Linked DNA regions of Homo sapiens: region 1 is linked to region 2. A link is an interaction called in ENCODE POLR2A ChIA-PET data of the cell type or tissue named here. Cell type or tissue: OCI-LY7. All regions are shown on one strand. Each heading gives the region's core, and the rest is flanking DNA. Links, peaks and the distances in the headings are about the cores only. Region 1 overlaps AFF2 (ALF transcription elongation factor 2). Region 2 has its middle 37 kb from the start of AFF2.

Region 1 (8,000 bases), core at 1-8,000, 110 kb before region 2:
TTTCTTTCACTTAGCATAATGTTTTCAATGTTCATCCAAATTGTAGTGCAAATTGTGACACACATCAGTACTTCCTTCCTTTTGTGGTTGAGTAATATTCTTTGTATAGATAGACCACATTTAGTTTGTCCATTCATCAGTCGATGGATATTTGAGTCATTCCCACTTTTGGCTGTGACAAGTAATGTTGCCATGAACACTCCAGTACAAGTTTTTATGTGGACATATGTCTTAAATATTATTCCATGTATACTTAGAAGCGTAATTGTTGGGTCACATGAAAATTCGATATTTAGCTTTTTGCGGAATTCCCAAATTGTTTTCCACAGTGTCTGCATAATTTTATTTAATACATTTCCACAAGCAAAGGGTGTTAATTTCGCGACATCCTCGCCAACACTTGTTGCTGTGTATCTTCTTGGGCATAGTGATTCTAGTGGGTGTGAAGTGGTGTCTCATGGTTTTTATTAATATTTGCATTTCCCTGATGACTAAGATATTCAGTGTCTTTTCATGTATTTATTAGCATTTGTGTATCTACTTTGAATAAATATCTATTCAGATGCTTTGCCAATTTTTAATTGAATTATTTTGTAACAGTTTTTTTTTTTTGTCTTTTCTGGATGCTAGTATGTTATCAGATCTATGGTTTACAAATATTTTTCTCATTCTGTGATGTGTCTTTTCACTTACTTGATGATGACCTTTAAGCTCCCTACCAATATTTAATCAAAATAGTTGCTAATGCCTCAGGCTGAATAATCTTTTTTCTCATAACTTTTAGAAAGTGCTTCCTATATGTAGGTGGATCTAGAGATATTAGTCCTATTATCACTGGCCCTTTGACCCTGTGCTGATCCTTAGTTAGATTGGGCCATAAATACTTTATCAGGTGTCCATCTGTCCTTAGGACAATGAACCGACTCAGGCTTCCCAGAAAGCTTTTAGAAGCTTTAAAATGATAATACTATCTTGAGAATGACTGCTTTTAAGCCAGTGAACTCAGTGCCTTTTTTTAATTGGCATTATTTGTCTAGGAGGATTTGGGTTAGCAGCTTTTCCCACAGGAATAAGTTTAGCTACAAGACTTTGAGAATTCCTCTCTTTGATCAATACAATCTTTTACTTTACACTCCCATACAGCTTTTCCATCTGTTTTCCCACTGAAAATGTGCCCCAAAGTTTAAATTTTCTTGATATCTTTCAGACCCAAACTTACGAACCCAGATGAGCTGCAGTTGGGGGTAGCGGGTGGTGCAGAGTAGAGACCAGTCCAAGCTAAATTACTGGAAATGCCAAGTTCTGGAACATTTGGAAAGCAATGCTGCAGCTAATCATGCACAGTAATCATAGGCAGGAGGGCAGAAGTGTCATCTTTAAGAATCCACAGAAGCATGGCTTCAAGTCAAGCGGCCTAATGGTAGAACTTTGATAACAATTAAGTAGTCCACAGGCTTGCCCAGAAAAGCAGCTCCAAAGAATACAGTTGGGTTTTTTGAGCTAATGCTTCATCTATACCACAAGTGCCAGAGGTGCAGTTGCAAAGAACAAACTTTAGTATGAAAATTTGTTATGAATTGAATTGTTTCCACCCCCTCCAAAAAAATATGTTTAAGTCTTAACCTTCAGCACATCAGAATGTAACCTAATTTGGAAATAGGGATCTTTCAGCGGTGATCAAGTTAAGATGAGGGTCTTAGGGTCAGCCCTAATCCAATATGACTAGTATCCTTATAAAAAGGGGACATTTGGACAGACAGATAGGCACACATAGAGGCAAGAGGATGGGAAGACACAGGAAGAAGATGGCCATGTAAAGGTGGAGGATTGGAGCGATGGATCAACAATCCAAGGAACGGATGCGGTTACCAGAAGCTAGGAAAGAGGCATGGAACACGTCTTTCCTGGGACCTTTGGAGGAAGCATAGCCCTCCCAACACCTTGATTTTGAAGTTATAGCCTCTAGAACTGGGAAACAAAACATTTCTATTGTTCTAAGCCACACCAATTTGTGGTGTTTTGTTTCAGCAGCTCCAGGAAACCAATACAAAGCACCAGGCCCTATGCAAAGGGAGAACGTCCTGTGTCTCAGGTAGAAGGATTGTCATTACACAGACCCTTTCAGTCACATCTGCATGCCCAGATCATCAGTGTTGTAAGCAGCACTATCTTTGAAATGAAAAGGAAGAATACAAGTACACATTCCACATTTCTTCTACGAAGATGCGTATTTCTACTTTACTAAATGTTATGAGACTTCAAATCTTGATCCACCTATGTGTGTGGTGTGTATTAAAAAATGAGTAATGATTGCTTGGTTCAAATTGAAGAGGTTGTCAGAGAAATAAGCCAAGAAATCACAACTGCTTTCTCTTCCTGACTCATTCTTAATAAATAATGAAGATTTCTTATTGGGTGATATGAAATTTCATCTTAAGCATACTGAGGGTCTATAACCATGTAGATGTGACACTATGTAGCTTGTACGGTTCAAAGTAGGCTTGATGATGATGACAATGACTGTTTGGAGATTACAGACCAAAATAAACATACACTGTACACTTTGGATTGGTAGAAATTATAAATCGTCTGCATCTTGATCCATCAAAATTATGTGAAAGAATAATCAAATTAATTATGGTAGCCTGTCTATAGGAAATATTGGATATGAGTATATATCAATCAAGCCAGTGAGATGGAGACAAGGATTCTTTCCATTTTACTGACAGCTATCCTTTTTATATATATTACATGTGGTCTGATATCATGTATGATTGTATGAAAAAATCACTGAAACAAATGTACTGAGAGTAGTTTGGTAAACATTACATTTTTAATTTTATTGCATAATAATTTCATTTATTCATTAAACAAATATTTAATGAGCCCCTATTATGTTTCACAACCTGTGCTAGACAACCAAGATTTATCCATGCATAGAAAGAGCTTCTGAACACTAATGTCACAAGGGGCTAACACCGTGACTTCAGCTCTAGAGGTCAAACACACACACAGTTATCCTCAGAGAATCAGGAAAGCTTTGGTTCTAACATAGCAAATCTCCACATTTCTTAATTTAAAATTAATAGAAGAATTTGATAGATTTTGCACCCTAACTCTACACCCAGGGGAAAAAACTGAAATAAAATGTGTCTAGAAAATATGGCATATTTCTTACTCCTTGTATTTTTGTTTGTTTTGCTTTGTTTTGTTTTTTAGAGATGTTTGGTTACTTTTCCCATATTTCAGCAAAACTTCAGTTCTCATTGAATAGCAAAGAAACGACCGCTAAAAGCTTGGTAAAAGCGAAATGTTAAGTACTAACATGGTTTGTTCTTAGGGAAAGTAGAAAGGAATATGACTCACATTGTACATCTTCTATATGCAGAGTTTTCTAGATTTTCTTATCTAAATTTTACAACCCTAGATAGAGAAATCCTCTTCCTCCTATTCCTACTTCTGTTCCTCCTCCTCCTCCTCCTCATCATCATGATCATTATCACCATCACCATCATTTTTACTACTACCATTTTGCAGATGAGGAAACTGAAGTCAGAGAGGGAAAGTGACTTACCCAAGGTCACACAGCCAGTAAGGGGCCACTTCTTACCATTCCACAATGCAGTGTTGCTTCCAAAGAACAGTTTCAAGGAAATCATGAGCTTTTCATACCTGCTTACCAAATGTAGTCTTACACATTTGGCCCAGCATCTTACTAATGGCAATCTTTAATGATTATAACCTATAGATTACGAAATATGCTCCTTTTATTTCATAATCCACTCCCCTTATGTCTTGTGTTTTCCTGTGATATATTTTAGATCTGAGGAAGTTTATATTTCAAAACGATTCATTCTGCTCTGCCAACTGCAAGGCAAGATTGCAATAAATGTTCTCTTGTTGATCAAGAGTGTATATTTGTGAGCAGAAAGAAATACTATCTAAATTCGCATCATGTTTTGGGCCACCACTAACTAATATATTGACATGCCAATATACTGGATTATTTACATACAAAGTAAATGTCAAGCAAACAGAAAACTCTTTTGTCAGTTACCAGATATTTCTCTTACCTTCTGGGGCATGTCAGGTTGAAGCAAAATGCATCTGCTTCATCCTGTCATTACATTTGACCTAAACTTCATTTAAAAGACTAGAGAAATCATTGAAAGCTGTAGTACTGATTAGGCTTTAGAAAAGTATTTGCTTTGGAATTTGATTGTAAGTCTTGTCCAACATTCACTTGTCAGGAATCTAACAGCTCTAGAAATTTAACTTTAAAAGATACATTTAATTCAAATTTCATTTTTTAAAGATTTTATGGAAGTAGACAAACCAAAAGGGAAACAAATTGTCATACAATCCAATGATTCGAATGCGTACTTTGGACAGTTTATAAGTGATCTGGTCAGGACTCAACCAGGGTATTTATTGCTCAGTGGTAAAGAGCATGTTTAAAGGCCTGTTGACATCTGATATTAAAGCTTTCCTATGTTTATCTTTTTCCTCCCCTTTTGACAGGAGATTCCTTTAAAAACCTTTCTGGCTCTATGATGCTGAGTGACTGTGGACTGCAACCCTACTCAGCTTATGAGGAACCAGGTATTTCCAGCAAGATGTCCCCAACTCCCAATGATATCAAAAGGACTCAGACAGAGGCACTCCCCCAGCTAGTGGGTCTCTGACTCCAGCTCTCCAGTATGCTGGAGACTGCTGAGCTGGCCTTACTAATGTGTATGCTTAAAAGAACACCTCGCTCCTCCTGATCACTACTGGTTTCTATAGAAACAAGAAAGAATCTGTTCTTTTGCTAAAATTTTCTCCTAAAGCTTTTTCTAGCAATGTATAAAACATTTATTTTTTGCTATCAAAGTCCTTCATTTATAGCGTCATTTGACCAATTAAAGAACAATGGGCTGAGTAAAGATAAGAGTGAGCTTCATTTTAAGAAACCAAATCCTATGTACAGGAGGCAGCCATGGTCAGTTTATCTCTCTTGGGTCATTTTAGGACTCAAGACTCAAGTATTTTAGTGTAAATCCTTGAAACAATGGTATATCAGAGAGTTAAAAGAAATAACAAGGTATTGACTCCACCGTAAGCTGAGTTTTTCATTCTGGGATACTTCAGCAGTTACAGTATTTAAATGAAGTGTCTCATCAGTGTCACCATAAATAACCCTTGAAAACTCCAGAGCTCCAGACCACAGGAATGCGAGCTGCAGCCTTGATGCCTGTGTGGCTTTGCTTCAAGATAACGGCTAGGTTTCCCTGCTTTATTACTATGTTCCCTTCTCCAGGGACCACATTTGCTCAGGAATTGCTAAGGCTAGTAAATATTGTATCTGTCCTCTTGTAATCACCAAGCAAACAGAATTGCCCTCCATCACATAAAACCCCTAGAGCTGTTAGGTCATGAAAGAGGTATTGAACTAGGGGTGTGCTTAAATATTAAGAATGAGAATCACTGTAGCATAAATCAACACTAAATCCGCTGCATGGTTGTATGTGTTCAGTCTTCTATTAAATTTCAGTCATTTATTTTTCCATCAATAAATATATATTGACTTCCTGCTATTTGCCAGCCACAAGGTTAAGCACCGCAGGTAAGGTGGAGTACTGAGCATTACAAATACAGTCTCTGTCCAACTGGAGTTCATAGTCCAGCATGGCAGACAGGCATTACACAAATAATCACTGAACTCTAAGAGTAAGAAATACTATGAAGCAAAAAGTACCACAAGTGCCTAATAGAGAGTCTAATCCAGTCCAAGGGTGGTCAGAGACACCTTGTTGATTTGCTGGCACTTTGGTTATAAAGAGCTACAAAGGAGATTTTGGCTTAAGGTGAAATTAACTTGATAAGTGTGCATGTCTTGCAAAAATCACAGAATTGTCAAAGATCCCAAGAGGTGAACGGTTCAGCTATCTAGGATGAACAGTTTTCTCAACATGGAGATTCTTAAGGATAGAGACCTTGCACACCCCTTGATGGCTCATCTGGTGTTTCAACATCTTATTAATCTGAAAACACTTTCTTAGCTACTGAAGTACCAAAAGGACCACACCATAAAGTAATCCAGCCAGAAGGTGGTCTTCAGTTGGGGAACCTAAGGGGGATGCAACTGTCACTGAATTGCTGCATTTCATTGCTCTGATTCAAATAGAGAACTATTGTCTGAGAACTGACTCTCTACTCCAATGCAGGATTGCCAGAGCATATATATATATAATAAAACAAATAGATCTTTGGTATTCATGACCATCCAGTTTTGATATTCAAGCAACCATTTTAATACTTTCATTCTTTTGTTCCTTTAATTCTGAATCTAGACTTCTGGGAAGAAATCAGCATCTGATTCAACCAGAGACACTTAAAAACATAGGGAAAGAGAATGAGCTTGGAAGTCAGACACACTTGGGTTTCAACCCTGACTGTGACAACTGTTAGCTGACAGACTTGGGCAAAATAGATAATAATAATATTTCTGAGTCTTGGTTTTCTTATTTGCACCATACGATAATGATACCTCACAGAGTTGTTGCAAGTGTTAAATGAGATGATGCACATAAACTATTTGGCACAGTGCCTGGCAGAGAGTAAACAATTAGGAAATTAAAATTACTAAGGATATGTATACACATCTGACAATGTACTTCTCATTTATACTTCTAACTATACACGCACATATTTATATATACCTTTAACCTAACTCATAGATATGCATGTATATTTTATATATATATATATGAACTTTTAACAACCTTGTTGATCTTTATACCCCTAGTCTTGGGCTCTGAACCCAACCATAGCTGTTATGTAACAAAGGGTTGTTGAAAGGAAGGAAGAATAGAAATAAAGATATTCAAAGACACGTTAACTGGCTAGACAAGAGTTTCTACTTGTACTTTTCCAGTAACTTAGGACCCAATTCTTCAGTTGATTGTGTGGAATGTCAATGAAACAAAAATAATTGTGATCAAATGATGCTCTTAGGGCCATAAACCTATGAGCAAGCATATGGATTGCTACACATTATATTTGTACCCCTAAGGTTTGTTAAACACCTTAGGATGAAAAAAGCTAATAAGTATGAAATTTATTTTTATCATTATTAACTTAAAAATGGGAAAAGCTAAAGATAACAGAGAACTATGAAGCTAAAACTAACATACTCGAATGACAATGTATTTAAAACTCTTATGGCTAATGACCTTAAAATTTTTCTAGCTCTGTGTTGCAGGAATAAAATCCAAATCATCTCTAATAAAAATATTCATAAACTTTTGCTGCTGATGCTTTTGGGGGAATATTGAGTAAAGTGTTTGAAAGATGTCAGTAGTTTTTTTTAACAACCTAAGAAAAATAAAATACAGGGGAAACAGAGTTCTTATCATAAATATATTTTAAAAACTAGAGATTAATTACATACTATTCCTTCAAGAACAGATATATATTCAACCATTCAACTAATATAATATGGTATAATCTTTGGCTGCAGTCACAAAGCCAACTACTGCCAGTTTCCTAGGTTGAGACTAGCAGTCCTGTCACTAGCATAATTTTCTCCTACCATGCCCATGATTCCACTGATAACAAGCATCATACTCTTTCTTCTTAATTTCAATTCCATGTAATGTGTCAGAGCTTGCATTTATTTTGACCTGCTGTAAAAAGCAAAGAGCAGCCAATTCTACATGTCCTCCTTCTGATGCAGAGGAAGACAATAAGAAACAGGACCATGACATTAAAGCAATTCCACTTAAGCACTCAATAAACCTCTATTGAGTATTACTGTGTGGAATGTGCTACCTAGGAACTGTGGAAGATAAATACAATGTAGTTGTAGGAGGCATCCATAAAAGCTGCACATAATACAAAGCAGAGGAAACATGGAGGAAGGTATGAATTCAGCCTGGGGAAGTCCAGGAAGGCTGCTTTGGGGAGACTGCATCTGAGCTGAGCACTGAAGGATAATTAGGCTACTTGAAGTAGAGAAA
Region 2 (11,226 bases), core at 1,931-9,930:
GGCTATCTGATATTCATGATTTACATTCACATTTTAATATGAAATTCTTCCCCATATGCATGTGTTTACACTAATTTCAATGAAATTTTTAATTTATTTCACTGTCAATGGCTGCCTGTCCAGTGGATCTATACAGTTAGCACTGCCTCTTCACGGGAGAAATTTCATCCGATGAGTGAAGTAACAACTCTTGGAAAGTTGTTTACAGAAAACAGCTTTTCAGTAACATGAGAAGATTATGACTTGAAGCATATATGCCCAGCATTTTGCCTCAAGAATTTAGCCTTGCAGTTGACCATGGCAGATATAAATGGCCAATCCTTGGGGAACGATGGCAGAGAGAAACATGGTAAGCTCAAAAGCTTCATATATTTCATCATTAGTAATATATCAAATACTTATTGAAGATCTTGATTTCATCCCTTCTGGACTCCCTATGTTTATGACAGCCAATTCCAACATTTCATCAAGCTTCCAACTCTACAAACCCTCCTCAGTTGACAACCTCACACCTTAATTTACTGACACAAGTTTCCTCAGTTTTCTTCTCATTCATGCTAAAATTCCTCTCTACCTTATTCATTTTTTCTACTATCTCTCTTTTTATAATCCTCTTTCTTTCCAACTCCACTTCTTCATTGTCTACTTACTCCTGAACTTAGGGTTTATATTTTCAGCATGCTACTCAACATTCTCTTTTGCAAGCAACTATGATCCAACATGGTTGGATCCAACATGCTCTTCCTCATTGAACTATGACCTATTGTAATGTTGACATTTCCTTCTAGAAACTCTTTTTCCTTGGCTCAGGCAATCTTACAAGAAATATATGGTTTCTCCTCTTGCCTGAGGGCTCCTTGTTTTTCTTCACTGCTTCCTCTTCCAAGGCTTTGTCCTTCACTTTTTTTTTTTTTTTTCCTCTTTAGAAGCAAGGTTTCTAATCTTAGGAAGAAATGGAAAAGCTTCTGAGGGTTCCAGGAAACCTTGGTAAGTTTATGCCAAATTGTATTTGTGTGTACATCTGTTTATGCATTTGGGTAAAAGGGGCCATAATTTAATTGAATTTCAAAGAAGTCCAGGACCCTGCAGAAAATGTTAAGAACTTTTGCTCCAGACTTCCTTCCTGGGCAATTTTACCATCCTCCAGTGCTGAAATGATTGCCTTCCAAATCTCAGTCTTCCACCTGACCATCCTCTTAATCTTTAGCTTTTTAAGTATCTCTGATTCTTTATGTTTCCTCCTGGTATACAGTAGTACTACACATTAGTAAATATACTCTCTATGGAAGCCACAACAAGTGAAGCACTCATTTTACCAGCCCTACTTGCCGGGTACCCATATGGCAGCTCTGCACAAAAATTTTAAAGTGCACCTTTCAGGGAGGTCCAGTGCTATGGGTACATGGCTTAGTAACAGGATGGTAGTTTTGTGGGGTTTTTTGTTGTTGTTGTTGTTGACTTTTCAATATTGTATCTCCATCATGCCAAGCCTGCATTCAAGCTGATTTTGAAGCATCTTAGTCTGACTCTCAAGGACCTCCATGATCTGGTCTAAACCCTATGCTTCTAGCATAGTAACCCACTAATCCTCTCCAAAAAGCTTCCACTCTAGCCAGACTGGTCTGCTTATTGTTGCCCGGACAGACTATATGCATTCCTCTGCATATTTGCTCACCATATTTTACCTACCTAGAATCTCTGCCTCTCCAACATGTTAGACTGAGTGAGTCCTCTATACTTTCACATCTTAGTTCTAGCTCTACTTCTTCTAAGAAACATTTTATAATAACTCCAGTGCTTACTGACTTCACCTTCCTATAAGATCTTGTTGCCCTTATTGTCTGTATCACACTGTTGACTGTGAGCACTCTTCAGTCTTTGACTTCTAGTACAGTGCCCTAGGACCTTGGCATTCAAAATGTGGTCCATGGACCAACAGAATGGGCAGTACTTGGGAGCTAGCTAAAAATGAAGAATCTCATAACCCACCCCAGACCTACCAAAAAATACTCTGCATTTTAACAAGATCTTCAAGTGATTCTTACAAATGATAGAGTTCGAGAGGCAGTGCCCTATGTCATGCATTTGTAGTTGTTAAAATATCTTAGTTTCAGTCCCTGAATATACCTTATGTTTCATGACATTTTACTTTCTGATCATGCCTTCTCTGTTCCCTATTACTTTTCAGAACTCTATGTATTCTATGATGCTTTTCCTATATTCCCCCATTGAAAGTATATCTCTTCTTGAATTACTTTGATGCCTCTTTGCTCATTTTCTACATGTATCTTGTATTAAAGGGCATTTTGTGTGCAGAGGTATTAACTCCTTTGTTAGATTATAAGCTCTTTGAGGGTAGGAATGGGATTTTCTTCATCTCTGATCCTTGACAGATTCTGGCAGAGTTCCTGACACCCAGTAGTTAAAAATAATAAATGTTTGCTGAATGAATGAATGAATGAATGAATGAATGGCTAATTTCATAATAAATTCATTTGGATTTTAGAATTTACTTGGGAAAAATGTGATAGATAATTGACCATGGGTCGTGCTGTTCGTAATTGCAATGTTTTTATTTTTCAAGCCAAATATTAATTATCTAACCCAGTCATGCTGTTTCTTAATGACTTTTAAACCTGTACCACTATGAATACAAGCCTGCATGAATTTTTAACAGTCTCCAAGTAGTTCATAATTAAAGACCAAGTGATTCAACTCACTGTCGCAATCAATGCCTTTGTTTATCGCTTAGTTTTCATCTCTGTATAGATAACCAAGAAAAAAAAGCTAACAAACCACAGAAAACAAAATCGGATGATAAAGAAGTATGAAAAAGTATCTCACCACCCATTCTGTGTCTGAATGACTAGTAATGAAAGGGAAAAGTGTCAGTAGCCATTCAAGTTAATCAATATACTGACTCATCTACTCAACAAATTCTAGATGAATCAGAGGTCTTTGTGTTTCAAAGTTTATGACTCATATCTCTTAAACTCTGTGGACCTAATCACAGAAACTAAACAGGGGAGAAAACGAAATGATCCAAATCCAATCTTTGAGCAGTGCAAGAAAAAAAGAAACTTTCTGAATTAGAAGTCATCTTCTTCTAGAGGCTTAACAGTTTCAGATGGATTTCTCCAGTTATCTAAGAGAGATCAGTCTGTATCCAGTTTCTCCTTCTGTCACAAAACGCAACAGTTTCTTTTTGAGATCAAAATGATGTTGCCTTATATTAGAAAGTGATTGTAGTTATTAAGGTGTTTTGAAAGTCTTTTGTTTACTGACTATGACCATTTTGGAAGATGATTTATCTGTTAGATTGACTTTTGAGAAAAGAACTGGAATACCTGGTTATACAAACATGAAAGTCCCCTAAAATTATATCCCACAGGTCTACTGCTCTAGATTCTTCATTGTGAATACACTCAAATCTCACTAAGTAGGCTAGTAAAGAGAAAAGTCAATATAGCAGAAAGTATTTCTCTTTCTTTCTTCTTTCTTTTTTTTAGAGACAAGTAAATATTTGTTTTCGTGCCTTACTTCCTATGTGTATTTCAAGTCTTTTTCAAAACGAGGCCCCAGGAATCTCCAGATTCAATTATGTCCCTGGGCTTGGTCGACTGCTGCAGGAGTCTTAGGAAGCCTTATACAAATGCTAGAGCTACTCATTTACCAACATTAAACCTGGGATAGCAGATGCAACAAAGCAGGACTCCTTCCCCCATGGAATGTGCTGATTTCAGATGAGGCGGCAGCCACAATATAGAAAACACTGGGAATTTTTCCTTGGAACTGGGCTGTGATGAGAGGTGCTTGCCATGAACATAAGCTACTGTCTTTTCTTTGACCCTTCCTTTCCAGTTTTTGAAGACAAAGCAGGAAATAATCTTCTCTGAAGATACTTGATAAAAATTCCCAGAAAACAAAAACACATGCTTCCACTTCATTGATAAAAATTTACTGCAGTTTGGCACCTGGGTCTAGTTCAGCTGGCAGATGAGCTGATTGATGCATTCACCCTGATAGCCAGGTGTGCCCATCTCCTTGAGGAAGCCCACTCTATTTTTGGTAGCATGATGGGCCACTGAGAGGTGGAAAGGGCACAAGAACCATAAGATCTCCTGGAAATGCTTCCCTGGGAAGGCAATTTCATAAATGAGGTCTTTCAAGAAAATGACGCCAACCTTCCCCAGGTGCTCCTCAATCACTGTGTTGTCTGTCAGAGGGATGGTCTTATTCTTGACCTTGGATTGTCCACGTTTCAAAATGAGTTCCCAGACAGACTTCAGATTTGGAAATCCCCAGGTCACACAACGTTCCACTATACGCAGCATTTTTAGGTTCTGGGGGGTGACTTTTACAAAGACACCACTAAAAATTTTCTTTAGGCGAAGTCTTGCAATGGTCTGCACCAGTAAACTCACGCCATCAATCCTTTCGATGCATACAGCAAAGGCCAAGGAATGTTTATCTGGCAATTCCAAGTCATGAGGTTTCACTTCTAGTTGTCTGAGATGCACCTTGTCACATTTCTGTGACTTGACAATCATGTAGGAATGACTCCAGTTGCTTAAACCTGAGCCCTTTTCCTTTCCTCTGCTCCTTCTTTGCCAAAAGTGCCTGCTTTGCCTGGGTGGCTTTGAGGGCTTGATAAACCTTCCTCTTTTTCAGGAGATTTTCTGGAACCAAAGGGATTTTTCTTTGCTCTTGCTCTGCCATCTTTCTAGTGTTGCAGCTACTTGCAGAAAGTATTTCTTAAGAGCTGGGCTTCATAAGCTATAGAGAGGCAGTAGAGAATAGTGGCTAAAAACATGGTGTTTGAAATTGAGCTGATATGGATGCAAATCCCAACTTGCTTTCTTAATGTTTGTGTAACACTATGTAAGTGCCTCACCTATGAAGTGGGGATACTAATAATGCCTGCAGGATTAAGTGAGAAAAATGTAAACAGTGCTAACCAAAGTACCTAGCACTTAGTGAGTTCTCTGTAAGATTTAATAATTGTTATAGTAGCTGTTAGTAAGGCTGTATCACTGCCTTTCCCATGCTCACTTCCTGGTCAGCAGTCTGTCTCATCTATGGATTCTTCCACCATCCATGTCCTTTGGAGGCTCATTTGACTGTCCCCTTCTCTAGGCAACTGCCCTTTTTTTCCTCTTCACTATTCACACTGGGCTTGGACCCACAGCTGGCCTTGCGCTTGCTTCTTTAGATACTCTCAGTGGCCACCACCCTCTGCCTAGCTCATGCTGATCTTGCTGGTAAGTGATCTTCAATCTAATTCTAATTTCCCTCTAGACCTCCACCAAACTTCCCTAACCACATCTCTAACCAAGGCCTTTAACCTGAGGAAGATGAAGGAACATGCATGAACAGAAGCAGAAGGAGGGCCTAGTACAAGTCTTCCCAAAGTGTATTCTGCAGAATGCTAATGCTGCAAGTTCTTATACAAGAAAAGATAGCTTTTTTTCTGGTAAAATAATTTTGGAAAATTTTGCATACTATTTGTTCCTGCAGATTCGCAGTGCACCTTAGTATTTAGTGACTTGGACAAACAGTGGCACAGAAAATTAACTCTTTTAGCTCAAAGACATTTTTGGAAATACCAGCATAGCTCACGTTCCATGCCCGTTGTAGTCACTTAGCAGCTACTATAGCAAACATTGGCAGTCCCCGTGGCAAATAGAAAAGAGAACTCTGGAGGGTATGATATTGACAATTAATTGCTCTTCCCAGAAGTGGTACATGTTACTGCCACTAACCACTCATTGTTTTCAGTCATCTGGCTCCACAAAACCATAAAGAAGCCAGGAAATGCCATCTTAGCATCTGTATAGGAGGAGGAGAAGTAGAAACATGTGGTGAACAGTATTAATGACTGCTACACTGAACCTCAATATTCATATCTGTAAAATGGGAGAAAAATAGCCTTTTATGAAGATTAAGTGAAATACAAAAATAAAATTTTTTATAAAGTGAGAAGTGCTATGCACAGGTAAAGGATCATTACCCAGTTAATTCATGGGATTTCTGCTTTGTGAGATCAGGATCAGAACATGAGCCACAAATGAACTGCATGGAACTGTGGGTAGCTGGGATGGTGACAAGTATAAAAGGACAAAGAAGGACGGGGACCTAATAAGACAAAGTTATGGATAATGGCCAAACAAATTGCAGTGATAAGAATTATCTTTTAAAAAAATGAAGAAGAAATTTTCTAGACAAAATAACCTTCTGTCCACCGTGTCCAAAAGATCACATATTGAAAATGAGTATATCTGAGTTAATGATGTTTTACCATAATTGCTCATTGAATTAAACCACAAAGGAAATCCTGTTTTTATTCAGAAATATGATCTTCATAGACAATTTCTCCTCAGGCAGACTCTAGATGCTGTTTTCATTTGCAAAAATATATTAGCTGTCATCTATCCTTCTTTTTTTCCCCACATAGAAATTATACAACAAAAGCTTTTCAAGAGGGAATACATTTGTACCACCTAATTCTTAACACTTTAGAGCAGATTTCAATAGTCTGGATTCAGGAAATGCTATGGTCCAATTCCATTTGTCATCATTTATTCCTCCCCTAACAAACATGGTCTGCATCTACTTGAAAATGACATGTATTTAAGTTGTAATTCATACTAAAAGTACTGATTATGCTATATTATAGATGCATCAGAAGCAAGCAAAATAGATTTTCACTAGAAATTTGGAAAATCCTGCTTATAATCATGTTCTTTGTATTAACATGTCTACGTCAAGTTTTTTGTTTGTTTAATGATGCCTTAAATTTTCTAATTGAAAAGGATACTCCTGATGTCATTGGGCCATTAGGGGGCTATCAGATGCCTACATGTACAGTATCACCGAGTGTAAATCTAGAAGGCCCTTAGCCACGCTCATTAACAATCACAGGCCAGGGCCCCAAACAATTTTAAGGACAGTGGGCCTGGGGTGGGAATGGGTATAACAAGGTGGGGGAGAAACAAAGATGGAAAGGACACGAGTAAAGTCTAGCAAGTTCTCACTTAACATTTTCAATAGGTTCTTGGAAATTGACTTCAAGTGAAATGATGTATAACAAAACAAATTTTTAAAATCAACATTATCAGAAAACGGTGTTGAAGGAAATTATGTTACTTGAAAATCTGCTGTGTGTCATTTCACTTAAAGTTAGTTTCCAACAACTGATCAATGATGTTAAGTGAGGACTTACTGTTGTGAGTCTTAGGGAAGGCTTAGTGTCAATAGCAGTATAAAGCTTCCCAACTCAAGATGTGAAAAGTGACAAACAAGCACTATATATGAACATCAAGGGAGACCTCATGGAGTAGTTTGTAGATAGTTGTTTCTAAGTACCAAACTCCACAGTAACACAAGTTGTCTAGTAGCAAGGTTATGGGTACCATGAAGGTTAGTGACCACAAATTCAGTCCCCCAAAAAGTTGGAATGCAATTATGTCTCAGTATAAAGCTCAAGAATATCCACAGGAAAATAAAAATATACAATATCCTACAAGCTAAAAAAAAAAAAAAAAGTCTGGCATCCCATCAAAAATTATCAGACATCCAAAGAAGAAGAAAAATACCACCTATAATAAAGAGAAACTTCAATCAATTGAAACTGACCCAGAATTAACACAGATGATAGAACTAGTAGGTAAAAATATTAAAAATATATTCCATATGCTCAAGAAGCCAGAGGAAAGACTGAACATAGTAAAGATGGAAAATGCAAAAAGATTCAAATTGAAATTCAATAGATGAAAATGATGATGACTAAAATAAAATGTAACCTGGATTTTGGATTAACAGCAGATTAGGCATTGCATGAGAAAAAATTAATAAATTTGTTAGATATATAAATAGGAAGTGTCCAAAATGAAACCCAGAGACAAAGGAATTAAAAATAAACAAATAAAATAAGCAGTGTCAGTGAGCTGTGGGACAACTTCAAGTGCCCTAATACATACGTAACTGAAGCCCCCAAAAAAGAAGAAAGAGAGGGAAGAAAAACTATTTGATAAATTAATAGCCAATTAATTTTCAATTGTGATAAAATGTGTAAACCCACAGATCAAAGAAAGAGGCTATTTATCATCCAGGTGAGAGTAGATTGTGGTTTAAATTGGGGTAGTTAGCAGTGGAGTTGGTTAGAAATGGTCAGATTCTACACATAACTTGGAGGGTAAAGCCCATAAGATTTCCTAATGGTTTGGATGTGGAGTGTGAAAGGCTTCAAGGATCACTCCAAGACATTTGGCTAGAGAAAATGGAAGGCTGAAATATGACAAATGATTTTCACTTGAAAGGGACCCAGTCAGAATAGGAACCATCGGCTCAGACCCAAGCCAACAATTTCTCAACTTTATTATTTAGAAATTTGCTGTGTTAGTTTTTACTAACAGCCTTTGGTATCCAGAGCAACAATAAATAATTAAGATGAAAATTACTCATGTTGTCCTTCCAGGGTTCTTGAATGGGAATCTCTAGGACCTCTTCATTTAACCCAGTTCCCAGCCTACTTTTAGATAGCATGGATTCTCATCAGAGATAGAGTTATCTAAGCGTCCGAATGTTTTGGTTTGCCCTTTCATATTTATAACTCCTTTCTTAGAAACAGAGAGAACAAAATGTTGTGTACATTTCAACTGACAGCAGCTTACCAGAATGGCAGTGTCCAGGGTTTCTTTTACTTGTCCCCATGGGCTGTGGCAGAATGGTTTCCTAACATTATTTACAGCCCTGGAACATTTTATACTTTCAGGTCTTGCCTGAATGTATCCAGGAACTCATGTGTCACCTGTGAGACAAGCAGGAACTGAGAAATGGCAGGGGTGATTTCTTTTTCAGATGAATTAACTTCATAAATAGGGTTCAGGTATGACAGAGAGTAGAAAAATTAAGAATCAGGATATGTAATCAGCAATATACTTATAAAAGGATAACATGATGGCTATATTTTTTATCATTAAAAGAAAGTAAGAAAAATAGTAACACTGATTTTTTTCACTAATTAAATGAAAAGCAACTTCTAGCAGAAAAAGGCATAAATTTGCTATTTATAAACCTCCCTACTCCATTGGATTCAGAGCCCGTGCTTTGGGAAGTCTTCCGGAAATTCAGTATTAAACCCCCAGAAGGGTGAGGTTCCAGAGAACTGTTTAGGGTATTCTACTTTATACCTCACATGGATTGAACTGTGGTGAGAGGCCAGCATAGCTGAGTCTCACAAACATGAATATAAGATATTTTTTGATTCAAGAAATTTCCTGAAGTCCCGTAAGGCACTGTGCCAGAAGCTGTACACGTGTTCAGGAGAAGGATGGGGGAGGGAATAAAGGGATTTTGAAAGACAGAGAAAAGATTGATCAGAATTCTCACCTTACAGAGACTGACACGCTTATGGAGAAGATAGGCATACAACTATATTATAGGACAAACTGATTTGTCCCTGAGGATCCTCATAGGATATAGTCATGGTCTCCCAGGGTGTTTCAGCTCACTGAACATTTGCTCAGAAGTCTATAAGTCAGGCTTCACATTTTGACTTTTTTGAATGGGCAACGGGCACCAGAGGTCTATCTATGCCTGGACATTTCCACTGCCTGACCTTGTCAGAATTGCCCAAATTGGCTCTGTGGAGGCCAGTTAACCATGTAACCAAGAAGAGGCTAGTTAGAAAACAGACATGGATCGACTGCTTTAAGTGAAGGAAATCATGTGGACTCCCACCAAAACCAAAATGCAGACTGAAGTAAAACTTTTCTTAGGTCTGAAAAAGTTTCATAACCATCCTTGGTGTCTCTCATTTTCACGCTCTGTTTGCATGCTTCACGGCTTTCTAGTTCTACTAAAAGCAGAAGTGCCACAATATTTTAATGACGTTTATTCTAATGGCACTGAAAGGCCAGGTGTTAACAGTCAACAACATGTCAGGAAGAGGATGCAGACTTTCCTAAGAGACTGGAGCCTTCCTTTGAGGAGCAGCCATGTGACTGGGCTATGGCCTTCAGTTTGCCATCCTTTACACTATGCTTTGGATCTATGGGGCAGACCCATCCAAGGTCTAAAGCACTGTTAATAAGGACACATTGATTTTCAGTTTGTAAATCAGGAAAACTAAAATGTGCAGATATGGTCTGTTCCTAGCAGAGCCACAAGCAACAACACTCTTAGTCCCTCATTGATTAACAAAATAGGGGAGCTTGTTTTTTAAGGGCAGGCCACTATTACTTTACCTGATCTCCTATGGAAGCTGTTGTGTTCACTCATTAAACGATCACATATTTCTCCAAAATTAATTTGAGAATAGGGTTGTTAGGTCAGGAGCTACAATTGTTCTGTAAAACCACCGGAATTCTAGCCCAATTGTTAATCATCATTAATAATTAACTTCATCCTCCCAGCCTCAGATAGAAAGTTGAGGATATAAGAAAGGATATAAGGAAGTTATTGGCAGGTTATCTCAAAGTTGGGAAATTTAACTTTTAGCTTATATTTATCAGCGGTGGGCAGTGGGAACAGAAGTGAGGGATGAAGTTTCCAGAGGAGAAAGAGTTTGGCACATTCAAGGAACCACAAGCATCACACTCTGGCTGGACCACATTGTAGGGGGTGGGCGGGGGGCAGTGCTGCTGGACAGCAGCTGAGGCAGAAGATGGACAGCAGCTGAGGCAGAAGATATACATCAGACCCAGATCACAAAGGGCCTTATAGCCCACATGAGACATAATGGACTTTTCCCAAGAGCAGAGGGAGCACTGGCAGGTTTTAAATAGCAGATAGAAGAGTTGCAAGTTGCACAGTGGTGGTTTTTGTTGTTGTTGTTTTTGCTGTGGTAAGGGGGATGGCTTGCAGGTGGCATGGCTAAAGCCAGGAAGGTCAGGTTGTAACAGTGTAGGGCAATTATGATGGAAGCCTGAACAGGCACATCGAGTGTGGGGATGTGTTCATTCACCTAACAGATAGCACTTGTCCATCATACACCAGGCACTGGTCTTGATCCTGGGCAACACTGGTACACAAGGGAGAAAGTGTCACTATGTGCCTTCTGGTGGGGGAGGAGAGAACTAGATGATGATGCCTTTTCCTAGACTTTTTTCCTATGCCTTGGGTTTGAGACTCGTGTGCAATATAACCTCTCCCACTGCGGTGTTAGCAATTTGAGAGTAGGAGCCACACCTTATTTGTTTTGACAGCCCTTGGTACTAGCTAGAA

The links. Peaks named below come from ENCODE experiments on the same cell type or tissue, not always from the same donor. Only the 100,000 strongest peaks of a DNase experiment are listed, where the experiment ranks them.
Region 1: POLR2A ChIA-PET joins it to region 2 with 7 read pairs; 2 of 35 experiments call an interaction of 5 or more read pairs at or near these places.

What each region holds. Positions count from the first base shown.
Region 1 is chrX:148,564,660-148,572,659 of GRCh38, reverse strand. The region is part of intron 1 of AFF2 (ALF transcription elongation factor 2); the gene reads right to left. Among named protein-coding and RNA genes, the nearest start is that of AFF2, 68 kb to the right of the region's middle. In OCI-LY7, for the core only: no CTCF peak of the experiment used is centred there; no DNase peak of the experiment used is centred there; H3K4me3 peaks cover 365 bases; H3K27ac peaks cover 1,644 bases.
Region 2 is chrX:148,458,183-148,469,408 of GRCh38, reverse strand. It overlaps the pseudogene RPL7L1P11. Among named protein-coding and RNA genes, the nearest start is that of AFF2, 37 kb to the left of the region's middle. In OCI-LY7, for the core only: no CTCF peak of the experiment used is centred there; DNase peaks (open chromatin) are centred at 8,808 and 9,848; H3K4me3 peaks cover 1,852 bases; H3K27ac peaks cover 2,725 bases.